3 separate regions of the Homo sapiens genome follow, and all the other regions are linked to region 2. Evidence: chromatin contacts called from ENCODE Hi-C or POLR2A ChIA-PET data. All regions are on one chromosome and are shown on one strand. The core of a region is the stretch at or near the end of the contact, and the rest is flanking DNA. Distances in the headings are between cores, read along the strand shown. Region 1 has its middle 18 kb from the start of PSD4. Region 2 overlaps LINC02966 (long intergenic non-protein coding RNA 2966). Region 3 holds the start of PSD4 (pleckstrin and Sec7 domain containing 4).

Region 1 (4,835 bases), core at 2,306-4,805, 210 kb before region 2:
TCAAACAAACAAACAAACAAAACAACATTTTGTCCTCTGGCCTACATGGTTTCTGATGAAAAATTATCCGTCATTCCTGTATGCAATGTACATTTTTTTATTTGGTTGCTTTTAAGAGTTTTATCTTTATCTCTGTTAAGTCAGTAACTGTGAAAGGGTCTGAGTTTTTATTCTGCTTGCAAGCTAACTAGATAACCCATCACAATTTCATAGATTCTAATAGAAGATGGTGGAAGACAATTTATTACTCACAGCAGCAGTAATACACAGACTCCTTGAGCCCCACTTTTTTTTTTCTTTTTTTTTTGAGACAGAGTCTCGCTGTGTCGCCCAGGCTGGAGTGCAAAGGCGCGATCTCGGCTCAATGCAAGCTCCACTTCCCGGGTTCAAACAATTCTCCTGCCTCAGCCTCCAGAGTAGCTGGGATTACAGGCGCCCGCCACCACGCCCGGCCTTGAGCCCCACTTTCTACAGGGACTTGTGATGAGCTCCATATGTTACCTGAACACATAGTGAAGCACATTACGAAAAGGGACCCTGGTCGGGCGCGGCGGCTCACGCCTGTCATCCCAGCACTTTGGGAGGCCGAGGCGGGCGGATCACGAGGTCAGGAGATTGAGACCATCCTGGCTAACACGGTGAAACCCCGTCTCTACTAAAAATACAAAAAATTAGCCAGGCATGGTGGCGTGCACCTGTAATCGTAGCTACTTGGGAGGCTGAGGCAAGGGAATCACTTGAACCTGGGAGGCAGAGGTTGCAGTGAGCCGAGATGGTGCCACTGCACTCCAGCCTGGGTGACAGAGCGAGACTCCGTCTTAAAAAAAAAAAAAAAAAAAAGGGACCCTAATATTAGGAGGCCCTGAACTTACACAGGGGCTGTTGGCAAACCTGCCCAGGCTTCCCCCTGGAGGGCAAAAGTTGGGATGTCTCTTCATTCTGGGGTAATAAAGATACAGATATCGCCTTCATTGATGTGGATTTATTTATATTCCTTTTGGCACTTTATTTAAAAAATGGTTATATTTCTGCTGAAATGCCTGGTTTCTTTACCCGTTATATCTATATTTTGCTGAAAGTGTTTTTTAACCATATTTATCATAGTTTTTCTTTTTAATTCCTTGTCTTTTGATCCCAATATCTTGGTCACCTGTGGGTCTATTTCGATTGATTTTTTTCTCTTGACTATGGCTCACATTTTCCTGCTTTTTTGAATGTCTAATAATTTTTTGTCATATGATGAACATTGTGAATGATACATTGTAGATGCTCTGCATTCTATTTTCCTTTGAAGAGTGTCAAGTTTTGTTCTAACAGTAAGTTAAATTATTGAAAACTCACCTTGGTTTTGTGGAGATTTGGTTTTGTGCTTTGTTTGGATGAATTTCTTTTGGTTTTGTCCCTAATTCTAGGGTATATCCCTTAATGCTGGGATGCAGTCTTTCCTGCTAAGGGGTGGTCATTCTAGGGTTTCAGTGGAAAGCACAATAGAACCAAGTCCCTCTCAGATGGTGGAACTTTCCCAGAGACGGTAACTAACTGCTCAGATCTCTGCTCACTATTGATCTCCTTCAGGTTATCTAGATTCTTCCTCCTTGCATTGTTCATTCAGGAATCTGCCAAGAGTTTAAAGGAGTTTGCATGTAGTTGTTGGGCTTCTGTTCTTTGTGGCTCCCTCCTTCAGGATTTCCCCCCTCAAAGACATCCCACTCAGCCTCCCAAGTTTACAATTTACAAGTGTACCTCACACTACTGCTTATATTCCCTGCTAGCTGCAAGCTCTTGGAGTTTTCAGTTCATTGTTTTAACCAGTGCTTGGCATATATACAGTAGGTGAATACTGAAGTGAATATTTGTAGAGTGAAGAAATGAACTAATAAGTTATAGGATTATTAAACCTAGCATCAGATCCCCATCTAAAAAGATTAAGCAGTAGTGTTGCACATTGATTTAGAGCAAGGGTCCCCAATCCCCTGTTCATGGCCTGTTAGGACCATGTTGGGGGTGGGGGATTGAGAGCAAAGCTTCATCTGCATTTACAGGCACTCCCCATTGCTTGTATTACCACCTGAGCTCCACCTCCTGTCAGATCAGCTGCGGCATTAGATTCTCATGGGAGTGCAAACACTATCGTGAACTGTGTGTGCGAAGGATCTATGTTGTGCATTCCTTATGAGAATCTAGTGCTTGATGATGTGTCGCCGTCTCCTATCACCCCTAGATGGGATTGTCTAGTTTCAGGAAAACAAGCTTAGTGCTCCCACTGATTCTACATTATGGTGAGTTATAAAATCATTTCATTATATATTACAATGTAATAATAACAGAAATAAAGTGCACACAATAAATGTAAGGTGCTTGAATCATCCTGAAACACCATCCACTCCCACCTCCCCTATCTGTGGAAGAATTGCCTTCCACAGAAACCAGTCCCTCCCTGGTGCCAAAAAGGTTGCAGACTGCTGATTTAGAGCATGGTCTTTGGGTCTTGCCTGATTGCCTGTCCGTGCGTCCTTGATCAGGTTACTCAGCCTCTCTGTGCCTCAGTTTCCTCATGAGGTGTAAAGCTTCCTAACTCATAGGGTTGCCGTGAGGATTAAATGTTTTAGGACAGCTTATTGCCTAGCACTCAATAAATATTAGGTGTTATCATGGTTGTTGCTGCTTGTAGAGAGCCTGGTCAGCTTCATTTTAGCAGCATCAAATCAAGAAATGGACCTCTCTAGGTTGCCAATTCCTAGGGGAGCTAAAATGTTCACTAGATATTGTGAATAAATGTGAACTTTCAAGAGCCAATTCTTCAAGATGGATCCTGAGTGGCTAACTCGGCCTAAATCTGTTTTATTTTATTTTATTTTTCCGTTTTTACATGTCAAATAACTGGACTGTATTGGTCTAAATTCAAAATAGAGCCAAGTGGTCACTTGCTGACTAAAGGTCACATATGCTGAGCTCTCTGGAAACCAGCACCTTCTTGTTTCTGGGATTTTCAGAGCTCACCTGAACCAACCAATCAGAGCTCACCTGCCTTGGCCAATCAGGGCTCAGCTGTATCACCCAGTCAGGACTCAGATGTATTGATCGATCAGAAGTTGGCCTTGTAAAGCAATCAGAACTAAGCAAATTTCAAACCTTCATTTGCACAGGAAACCTGTGTGGGACCATTTGCTATGAAACCCGAGCCTTCCCTTTGTTCTTTGGAAGGGCACCTTTGTTTTACAATAAAGGTTGTGCCTCTCCAGTTTACAAACTGCTTACTGGAAGATTCCTTCTGGAGAACTTTTATTCACAATATACAGGAAATATGGAATCATTTAACTCAAAATGTCATTATACGGTGCCTTACATAGTTACAGAAATAGAAACCAGATAGTGCCATCAAGGGTGATATTGAAAAATAATAGCGTCTCGCCAATGACAACCTGTTCTGAGCTTATGTTTGCTAAAATAGATTGAGTGTAAAATCACAGCTATTTGCTTCTGTGCCACCAATCCCCAAACCAACTAGTGAATGTTCACCGTAAGCCAACAGTTACAGACAGGTGAAATTTGGAAATCAAATAATGCAACTTTTTCTTGTGCCCAGTGAATGGTAAATGAACAAGGGGTTTGTAGGGACTCCAGACAGTCCCTGTCAAGGCTCACGCGTATCTGGGGCGGGCCTCAGTTTCCGGTTCAGGTACTGGAAAAATAACCGGAGGGCTTTGCAGAGCCTGCGGCCCGGTAGCGCACAGGCCAGACGACGGCGCCGTGCGGGGCGCGCAGGAGGTACCCGGCCTGCCCGGCGGCCCAGCCCGGCGCCACAGCGGTCAGACCAGTCCCACAGCTTCGCCCCCGCCACCCCCAACCCCGGCCCGGCCTCAGCCCGCCCCTCCCCGCCCTGCGCCGCCGCCCGCCCGCCTGCGCTCCCGGAAACCGAGTCCCTCCTGCGAGCGCGCAGAGCCGGACTGGCCCAGCCCCCCGCGCGCGCAGCCGAGGCCCCGCAGCTCTCGCCGCCCCCAGCCGGCGCCTGGGCGCGGGGCCGTGGGGCGCGCGGGCCCGCGGGAGGCCGGAGCAGGAGCCCGGCGGGAAATGGGTAAGGGACCACGGGGAGGCCTGGGCCGGGCGGGGGCACCCCCGGCCGTCGCCGCCCTCGACGGTGACCGTGTGCCGTGCAGCGCTCTCGCCACGCCGGCGAGCACCTGCGGAGCGGCTGTCGCTGAGGGTTAGGGTCCCTGGAGCCGGAGAGAGGGTTGAGAGCGAGCAGGGGACCCTGAGGATCCAGCCTAACCGAGCGGCGGAGACTGGGACGGCAAGGGGACGCTGTCTCCACTGAAGGAGTCAGCCTGGGCTCTCTCGCCGCGGGCGACTCCAGCCGCGCTGTTGGATCCTGGCTCCAAGCCCCGCTGGCTGGCGAGCAGGAGGAGCCCTTAAAGCCATCCAGGTGTCAGAATCAGGCGACACTGAGGGCTTTGCTCCTAATCTGTCATGGCCCTGTGCCTCAGTGGTTTCTGGTGCTCATGACCAGGCCAGGCTGTGGCCCCGGCTTGGTGGGAGCTGCCCCCCCGGGACTGCACTGGGCTAGAGGACCAGGCAGCTCTTCTCTACCCCCTTGGGTGCTGGCCCTCCTCCTAGGTGTGTCTAGCAAGAAAGTATGAGAGATTTCTGGGAAGGTAAAAAGTGTCTGCACAGCTGACAAACTCATATCCCTCTAGGATTTCTTTTTGGCTCTAGAATTGTCTAGCTCATCTTTTCTGTAGGATGATGGAGCTAAGAATGTGAGTGAGTTCTTTGCTGGATTTTTCCACGCTGCAGGATGGACTTGCTGCTCTGGTCAATGCACTCGCCAGACCTCT
Region 2 (4,372 bases), core at 872-3,371:
GTCATGATGCCATCTATTTTAAAAAGATCCCTTTGGGGCAACACTAGAGAGACTGGGTGAACCCAGAGGCTGGAAGGTGGGTGAGGGGGGTCTTGCAATAATACAGGCAAGAGGTGATGAGGGCCTGAGTTCAGGCAGTCAAAGAAGGGATGGAGAGGAAATGAGGGCTGCTAGAGACATTTGGAAAGGAGAACAGACAAGTATTGGACAGGAAGGAGAAGGAAAGGACTTCTTCCTCCCATAGGGCAGTTCCCCTGCACCCCTGCAATACACACCCAGCTTCCCCACACACTTGGAGGTGGCCTGGCAGAAGAGAGATTGACATTTCTCTTTATCTGCTGGCCTTTTAACTCTGTTCATAGCCATGAAGTCACCTTCTTTTTTTTTTTTTTTTTTTTTTTTGCCTTACTACATTTGGATGATTTTCCTTATAATGATTGTCATAGTCATAACTATAATAATTATAGTGGCAATAATAAGATTCTGAATGGCTCCAGAGCCTTTCTTCCTAGGATGTTAATGTGTGAGGTGGGGGTAGGAGGGTTCCTGGCAGGAATATTATTAGATCCAATTTGCTGAAAAGTCACTCTCTGCCATTTGGAAAGAATCTGGCCAAGAGGGAAGCATTTCTGGCCTTTGGAGCATGGACTTGTTCCCAGATGAGAACCCATGTTCTCCATGAAGACTGGCAAGGGGGTTCCTGCTGCCTGGTGGGGTATGCTAAATGCCGATTGGCTGCTCGTGATGGAGAAAGGTGGAGAGGTATGCTCCAGAGCTTTGCCCCTCTCCCGTCTCTAAGAAGCCTTCCCACAGGTCTCTGGTGGACAATGACTCCTCCGTGCCTGCCTCAGGCTCTCCTATTGTTGGGCTGTATGATTAGCATTTAATCATAATATACAATATATTGTAGCATTTTATGAGTTACAAAACCTGTTTGGCTTCATTATTTCATTTAAACCTCCTAGCCACAGAGGTTAATATTATTATCATTCCCTCTCTACAAATGGATTCATTTGTTCAATGAACTTGCATGGAGCAGATAGTGTTAAATACTATGAAAATGAAGCATATGTGGTTCTGGGGGCTTCACCCCCAAATCAGGTACTCAGAGGTAAAGTGACTAAGACCCCAAGCAGAAGACTCTGATTTTCTTTCTCCAAGTTGCTTGCTCTCTTCTTTATTCAGCATACTTCAACAGCATACTTCATTCAGCATACTTCAACAGCATACTACAGTTACCCTAACTTTTAATTGTTCAAACTACCAAATTTGAGCACTTTACTGCTTCATGTTTCAAATGTTCATTTTGTCTTCCCAGACACATGGGAAAAATCTATATAAAAAAAGGACTTTACCAATTTACTTTTATTTTTATTTTGAGATGGAGTCTTGCTCTGTTGCCCAGGCTGGAGCGCAGTGGCATGATCTCGGCTCACTGCAACCTCTGCCTCCTGGGTTCAGGCAATTCTCTGTCTCAGCCTCCCGAGTAGCTGGGATTACAGGCGCCCACCACCATGCCTGGCTAATTTTTTGTATTTTACAAAAAATACAAAAGACCTGGCCAGGCTGGTCTTGAACTCCTCACCTTGTGACCCACCCTCCTCGGCCTCCCAGAGTGCTGGGATTATAGGCGTGAACCACTGTGCCCAACCAACTTCACTAGTTTGTTATTATTAAAGCCCATTTGTGGTAAGGAGTGTCAAAGTTTGTTTATACTTAGTAGTTACTGATCAACTATTACACAACATGTTTGGGCATACAGTAATTGATCAATAAATATCAGTAAGCCAGAGGGTTCCAACTCTCCAGCCTTAGCTAACTTCCTCTTAAAACACGGGTTTTATCCTCATCGTCAAAAGTATTTCAAGCACTTTATTTCTGGAACATGTGGAATCTTTCCTTTTAAAGTATTTTGTAGCCAGTTGCAAAATGATGCTGATATTTTGGAAGAATATTAATGTGCCCATCATAAAGGGAGAATAGTTGAGGCTAGGTAGGGGAAATTTGAAGTCCCAGCTTCCTTGTCTGGCTTGATGGCTGGTCTTCTTAGCATGTGAGTTAATTAGACAGATATGGAAGGATGGAAAGCCAGAGGCGCCTCACGTTGACGATTTCTCTCCGAGTGCTCTCAGTGCGCAGCACAGAGGATCTCTCGATTGACTGGACGCATGCTCCCACCTTGTGGTGAGATTTGATATCCTCTGGTCTTTTTTCGTCTGTACATCCTGCTGGGGAAAATGCAACCATTTAGTCAGTGAATGTTTGCTGAGCTCCAGGTGTACTCCCAGGCAGTAGGTACTGGGATACAGACATGAAAGAACAGACAGAATTGTCCTCTTGAGGCTTACTTTACTGGATATGTGTGTGTGTGTTGGAGGGGAGGGGGATGTAAGATGGGCAATAAAAAATTTATACAGATAAAAAACAAAGTAATTTCAGATAGTGCGAAATACTATGACAATGAAGCAAAATGATGCAATGGAGTGACTGGGGAGGAGACCTGTTTCAGTTGGGGTAGCCTGGGATGTTTAAGCCCAGGCTGACTGATGCACAGAAGTCAGGCTTGCGATGGAAGTCACCAGGATAAGGGAGCAGAATGAAGGCCGGGGGGATGCCTCATGGTCTGCAATAGGAGAGTGCTTCCAGATGTGGAAGGAGAGGCAGACAGGGGCCAAGTCACAGACACTGCCTTCTAGGCCACTCCAGGTGCCATGGAAACCACTGAGAGGATTGAAGAAAAGGGACACTAGTTTGAAGTGCCTCGTGAAGCTCTTTGCATTTGTGTGTGGACTTTTCCTTAAACGCAACAAGCATGTGCAAAGGGCCATGCTTGGAGCTTCCCCAGAAATTGTGAGCAGAGACTCACACTGTATCACTGCACCTTAGAATCATCTGGGGAATTTTACAAAATCCTGTTGCCTGGGCCCTACTCATGAGCAGTTAAATCAGAAGAGCTGCAAATGAGGCCCAGGCCTCAGTGTTTTTTGTTTGTTTGTTTTTGTTTTTGTTTTTGAGACGGAGTCTCGCTCTGTCGCCCAGGCTGGAGTGCAGGGGCGTGATCTCAGTTCACTGCAAGCTCCACCTCCCGGGTTCACGCCATTCTCCTGCCTCAGCCTCCCGAGTAGCTGGAACTACAGGCTCCCGCCACCACAGCCGGCTAATTTTTTGTATTTTCAGTAGAGACTGGGTTTCACCGTGTTAGCCAGGATGATCTCGATCTCCTGACCTCGTAATCCAACCACCTCGGCCTCCCAAAGTGCTGGGATTACAGGCGTGAGCCACCGCGCCCAGCCGGGCCTCAGTGTTTTGTCCAATCTTTTCAAGTGATTCTAGGGCACCACCAGAGCAGAGAACTGCTATGTGTCAGGGAACCTCAGCCTCAGCTGAGGGTGGTCAGTGAGAAGCTGACTGTTAAGGCAAGGGCCCCCAGAGGGTCTGGGGTGAGGTTCTGAGACAGTGGACTTTGGTGTGTGGGGCAGATCATCACAATTATGGGCTACAAAGGGAGAAGGAGAAGAAAGCAGATTGCAGAGCCCTGGGTATGGATGAGAAAGAGCTGGCTGAGTCTGGACTCACTTGGCTGCATGATTGTATTTATGACAATGGAGGGAAGACAGCTGCAGAAAGGGCACAGATTGGAAGGGCGTCAGAGAGAGGCCCGCAGAGGCAGACTGGTGGCTCTGGGGCAGGTTTGGAGGCTCCTGATGGCACCTACCCTGTCTTAACGCTTCCCACCCTAGCCTGTCTCCTAGAGGCCTCTTCTCTCCTCAGAAGTCTCCAGTCAACACAGTTGCATAGAAACTCAAGGCTGGATGCTAGGCTCGCGTCTTCTTGGCAGCTGGCCTTATACGGGCACACTGTCACAGGCACCAGGCTCTGTGTGGATAAATCTTCAATGCTGTTACGGTTGCACGCGACAGCAAACCCAACCCAAAACTGCTTAAGCAAAGAGGACATGTACAAGCTCAAGTGACAGAAGAGTTTAGGGCGTGGATTTAGGTGTGGCTTGATCTGGAACCAACCACTATGGCCAGGGGAATGCAAGGCTCTGATTGGTCCAGCCTGAGTCACATTCGGCCAATGGGAGCGGGGAATGGAGTCAGCACCACCGTCCAAAGAAAAGGTCTGAGAGTCAGGACAGCAGAAGAAAATCATCGGTGCTCTTACGTCAAAACTGGGGCAAAGGCATGCTTGTATGACCCGAACCAGGCAATGTTTCCTGTGGTAGTCCCATAACATGGAGGAAGAGTGTGGAGCTTATGATCTTCCTTGTCTGATTAATCAGTTTTGGTAACTGGAGGCTGGGCTTGGTGATTTTGAGGTGCAAAGGCTGTGGCCTCAAGTTTGTTGAGGGATGATGTATTAGTCCATT
Region 3 (4,588 bases), core at 168-2,667, 200 kb before region 2:
CTTTCATCATGGCCTGGAGCTCCAGGTTTGAAGGAGGATTCTTAGCCGCCTCTGAATGTTGCTGCCACAGCACAGCCCACCCCAGCCTTTGGCCCACGCCACAGCTCCACCTCCCTTTCTCTTCCCCACCCTGCTCTGTATCACACGTGCATGTGGGTGGGTGACCTGCCCAAAGGTTTGAGCTCTCTCTACCTGCTCCCGTCTCTGCTATCAGGACTCTTGCCAGCGCTTCACCCAGTCTCAGGCTGCATAGGGCAGCGGTGCTGTGTGCCCACATGGGGAGGAGGCCATTTGGGCCCCAGAAGTGGAGAGTCTCGGGATCTGGGGCACGCAGAGTGTGGTGGAGAAGCAGGGTGCACGGGCTCCATGTTGGTATGTTCCTGTGGACTCTGTACCCTGCAGGGAGGGGTGCGGCTGTAGGTGAGCTAGAGCCCGACCCTCTCAACTCTGGGTCAGGGTGGCTGGTCCCCACTGCTGTGTGGACATGCAAGTGAGGGAGTCTCTGGGTCAGCTGGAATCATGAAGACGAGAGTTCAGGGAGGGTGGGAGTGGTGGAGCCTCAGCAGAGAAGTTGACGGTCATTGATGTTGAGGAAGTAGATTGTGTGGAGGGAGGAGAATGGCATGGTGTTTGCGCTCCCCACCAGCCTCACTTACACTTGTGGACACTGCGGCCGGTGTCCTGAGGACGTGTGTTGGGAATTCAGCCACGGGGAATGGAGGTCCCTTGGTTCATATAGTCACAGGCTCTGTATTCTAACCCCAGCTTTGTAATTTTCCAGCTGTGCAACCCTGGGCAGTGGCTTAGCATCTCTGAGCTTGCCTCCAGATCCGGATCTGTATGATGGGGTTATTAATGCTTCATAAAGTAGGTGTGAGGAGGGATTGAGGTACTATTGGGAGAAACTTTGTAACTAAAAGGCAATTGTATCATTTGCATTATTACCAGTGACATGAGACATAGTCACACAAAAATTGAAATGTCATTTGTTTTAAAACCAGAAATTGCCCAACTTAGGGCCCTCCTGTCTCTCACTGGGTGCCCTGCAGGGGACCAAGAGCCAGAGCAAGACTGAGAACCTGGGGCAGAAGCGCAGGGAGGAAGGAGGTGGGGCCTGCTTACCAACCAGGCCTCGGCCCCTTCCCCTTTCAATCCCAGGCCCCTGCATGGCAGGGAGAGGCCAGTTCCACCATGGCAGGTTCTTTCTAGGCTGGTGTGCAGGGTGGGGGCCTCCAAGGAGCAGGGGCATGGGGAAAGGGGCTGCAGGCGCTGGGCCTAGGAAGAGAGGCTCTTATCTTGTGGGCAGGAAGTGTGAGGTGTTGAGCAGCTAGGGAACCCTGGGGAGGCGGCGGGGAGCAGGAGGGGTGTGTGTTGTGGTGAGGAGGAGCGGAAGTCGGAAGCTCCAGCCGTCACAGCCACATTCACTGGGCAAGCCGACTGTGAGCCAGGAAGTGCTCTTGGGGAGCCCAGGCCAAGCCATCCATTCTTGGGTCCTTTGGAGGTGAGCTAAGTGGGTCTGCCTAGGTTGGGGCTGGTGGAACCTGTGGGAGCAGGGAATGTGGAGAGTCACATGTGGGTCCTTGTGGCAGGGGCTGGGGCAGGTGGGCAGGGGAGAGGCGAGGGCTCTGGCAGTGCCGTGTGCACCTGCCATGAGCCTGGGCTAGGCTAGGCCCCTCCTTCCCCCTTCCTGCTCTGTGTCCCGTCCCCCTCCTCCCTCAGCCTACCCCTCCTCATCTGACCCTTCTCTGATTCCCTGCCCTGGCCCCACGGACCTCTGTTGTTTCCCTTCCCTGGCTCCCCGCAGAGCCTCTGGAGGTCTGCAATAGTGAAGGGTGAAGGAAGCTCCTTGCTAATCCTCTTGTGAGTGTCACTGCGTCCCCAGTGACTGCTCTGGCTGAGTACCCAGTGGGGGCTTTTGTGGCCAAAGGTCCCAAGTGATTCTCGACCCTAGACTCTGGAGAGAGGGAGTCTGGAAGGCCTGGGTTTGGGGTGGGGGTGGCTCTGGGTGTGGTTGCTGCAGGAGCTCAGAGTCAACTTGGCCATCAGGGGGCTCCCAGCTTCATCTTGCCTTCCAGGACCATCCTGGAGAAGCTCGAGGAGAGGTAAGGGGACCCTCCTTACTGGTTTAGCTCTGGCTTAGGCCTGTTGTCCTGATGGGCAACAGGAACCACTGAACTCTCAAAGTGTGCCTGTGTAGGAAACTAAGGCCCACTGTAGTCATTATTGTTATAGTGAAGGTAGCTGCATGGAGGGAAAGTCCCCTGACACTGCCATTCCCCCCTTATTCCAGGGCCTAAAATTCCACAGTTGAAGTCACTCCTCTGCTAGAATGCAGGGAAGGGTGGCCTGTCATTAGCTGATGATAAATACTCCTCCGTTCATTGGACCTTGGACCAGCTTTAAAAAGTGGTCCCCAAGCAGGCCTGTCTCCCAGCTGCCTAGGACTCTAGAGCATCCCGTGGCCCCCTCCTCCTACAGACAAGGAACCGCCTAGCATGGGGATCAGAACACAGGCTGCTGAGCTCTTTGTTGGGGAAGGGGGAGAGACCCACAGAAGGGGTGAGGGATGTGGGGTGAGAGGACCCAGGGAGGAGAGGCCCAGCCTGGCCCCAGCCCCCTAGGGGTCTTTGTCCTCCCCAGGCAGCAGCTGTACTGGGTCCCCTTTGTCATTCTGTCCCTACCCCCGTGATCTCTCCCCTGGATACTCTCTGCCTACCTCAGACCGCCATCCTCTGCTCCCTTCCTGAGCCTCTGCTGGCCTCACCACAGGCCTTCAGTAGCACTGTCTTCTCTCTCTCTCTCTCTCTCTGTGTGTGTGTGTGTGCGTGCAAATTTGCATGATGGCTCTTTCTGTGTGGGCAGGATGTGGGGCCTTCTCGAGTCATTTCTCTCACGGTGCTTCAGACCCCAGGTTCAGACAGAGGCCTCTGTCCTGCAGCTCCAGGCCAGGGAGTTCCACTCATGGTTCCTGCCTGCAGCAACATCTGTAATTCGGCAGCTTCTCGGGCTGCAGAGGGACAGGACAGGTCACCTCCTAAGTCCTTGGACCGGCCAGAAGCCTTCATACCTTTTCCATAGGAGGGAAAACATTTCCAGGGTAAAAGGAGGGAGCGTTTGCTTGCTGAGTCTGGAAGCTCAAAAAGGGAAACAGAGACAGGCACCCTCCGGATGAAGGTTCAGGGCTGACTCCTTGAGGAGGCTGAGAGCTGAGCCTGACCAGGAGGGCTATTTGTTTGTTTTTGTTAATTTTGGCTTCTCTAAATGGACAGCAAAACAACAAAATTAAACTGAGCAGGACACGGTATTTCCTGAGCACCCACCAAGGGCCAGGCCCAGCACTCAGACCCATTCCAACTTTACAACAAACCTGTGAAGTATAGCTTTATTGGGTCTTGGTTCCTTATTTTACAGAAAAGGAACCAGGTGGAGTTTTTCACCCAGAGCCACATGGCTTGTCAGCTGTAGAGTTAGGATGGGATTCTGCTCTGCATTCTTCACTATGACCCTGAAGTGGGCAAAGGAGGGTGGTCAGTGCAGGGCACCCAAGGCCATCACCTTCCTACTCAGGGCAGGCTCATACCCCAGCCTCTGTGCCCGGTCTCCCCGTTCTTCAGCCAGGGTACAAGGCTGCAATGCCAGGCTGAGGGTGAAAAACAAACTCACTGTTAGAAAGCACCGTCCGGGTGCCAGGTGTCAGCTGGGTTCCTTCCTGCCCCCTTGGGTCAAAAAGAAATTGCCTTGAAGCCGGGGGTGGGGCAGGTGGGAGGGACTCTGCCTTCTAGTCCCTCAGCCATTGCTTTCTGTGTGTTTCACCTCCCACAAGAGGGACATAAGGCTTAGCCCTTGCAGTATTCTCCATGAGAAACATACACCCCCTCCCCACCGTGGTGAAGATTCTCTGAAATGTAGTCAGCTGTGCTCAAGAAGAGTGGCTGGTTGGCAGCAGAGTGGAGCAGTGCTCTCTCTTCCCCACCTCGGCTCCCTCCCCTCTGAACCCTCCTTAAACTTTCAGAGCCACCTCAGAGCTCAGAAAAACTGAAGGGCCACTTTAATGTAGAGGTAACAGAACTCAACTGATGTGACAGGTGGCGATTCCTTTGCTGCGAATTCCTTTCCTTCTGCTTTCGTTCTGGTTGGGATAACAGACAGGAGATTTCAAGAGAGATTTTGCTAAACACCAGGGGTGGAAAAACACAAGTAAACCAAGAAAATTTTAGATGCGTAAGACCTGGGCTCTGCTGCCCAGTTTCTGGCCTGCCTCTGCCTAGAGGGTGCCATCCTACCTCAGGGATCAAAGGCTAGTTCCATCCTCCACCCTTCTGAGATCAGACCGCCCTCACCTGGGTGACCGGTAGGACTGCCTTTTTGGCCTTAGGAGGTGACTTCACCTTTTAGGTCATCCTACCTTTCCATTCAGGCAAGAGCAATTAAAAAACAGAAGGAAGACATCTTTTAAACACACAGTTACACAGTGCCCCCTGCACAAATGGAGAGCACAAACAAGACAATTGAATGGGTCCTCCTTTCTGTTCGGGTTGCTGCCTGGGAGCCAAGACCCACAGGGACATTTTGGCTGCTGACCTGGTAG

What was found. Hi-C counts contacts between places; a loop is a spot of excess contacts on that map. ChIA-PET counts read pairs that join two places held with the same protein, here RNA polymerase II (POLR2A). Pooled maps may share reads with other maps.
Region 1: a pooled map shows a loop between it and region 2 (1.8-fold over the local background). The contact joins two enhancer-like sites. A Hi-C loop is called at or near these places in 1 of 50 pooled maps. POLR2A ChIA-PET finds 5 or more read pairs at or near these places in 2 of 52 experiments (AG04450 and activated B cell).
Region 3: a loop to region 2 is called in a pooled map, with 3 times the contacts of the local background. The contact joins the promoter of PSD4 here to the enhancer-like site in region 2. A Hi-C loop is called at or near these places in 4 of 50 pooled maps. POLR2A ChIA-PET finds 5 or more read pairs at or near these places in 4 of 52 experiments (AG04450, CD4-positive, alpha-beta T cell, PC-9 and 1 more).

The regions. Positions count from the first base shown.
Region 1 is chr2:113,153,461-113,158,295 of GRCh38, forward strand. No RefSeq gene overlaps it. Among named protein-coding and RNA genes, the nearest start is that of PSD4, 18 kb to the right of the region's middle. RefSeq lists a silencer at 3,602-4,131. Within about 2 kb of position 3,556, at least 18 of the 41 ENCODE cell types and tissues checked have a DNase peak (open chromatin) inside an H3K27ac peak, as active enhancers do.
Region 2 is chr2:113,368,540-113,372,911 of GRCh38, forward strand. All of the region lies in intron 2 of LINC02966 (long intergenic non-protein coding RNA 2966), which reads left to right. It overlaps LOC107985936 (a long non-coding RNA gene), which reads right to left. Exons shown (of 2, transcript XR_001739651.2): 2 at 1,853-2,225. Among named protein-coding and RNA genes, the nearest start is that of LINC02966, 46 kb to the left of the region's middle. Within about 2 kb of position 2,122, at least 3 of the 41 ENCODE cell types and tissues checked have a DNase peak (open chromatin) inside an H3K27ac peak, as active enhancers do.
Region 3 is chr2:113,172,554-113,177,141 of GRCh38, forward strand. It overlaps PSD4 (pleckstrin and Sec7 domain containing 4), which reads left to right and starts at 1,418. Exons shown (of 17, transcript NM_012455.3): 1 at 1,418-1,501. LOC124907872 (a long non-coding RNA gene) reads right to left here and starts at 3,215. Exons shown (of 2, transcript XR_007087197.1): 1 at 2,717-3,215. RefSeq lists enhancers at 1-260, 261-761, 991-1,060, 1,111-1,280, 1,901-1,990.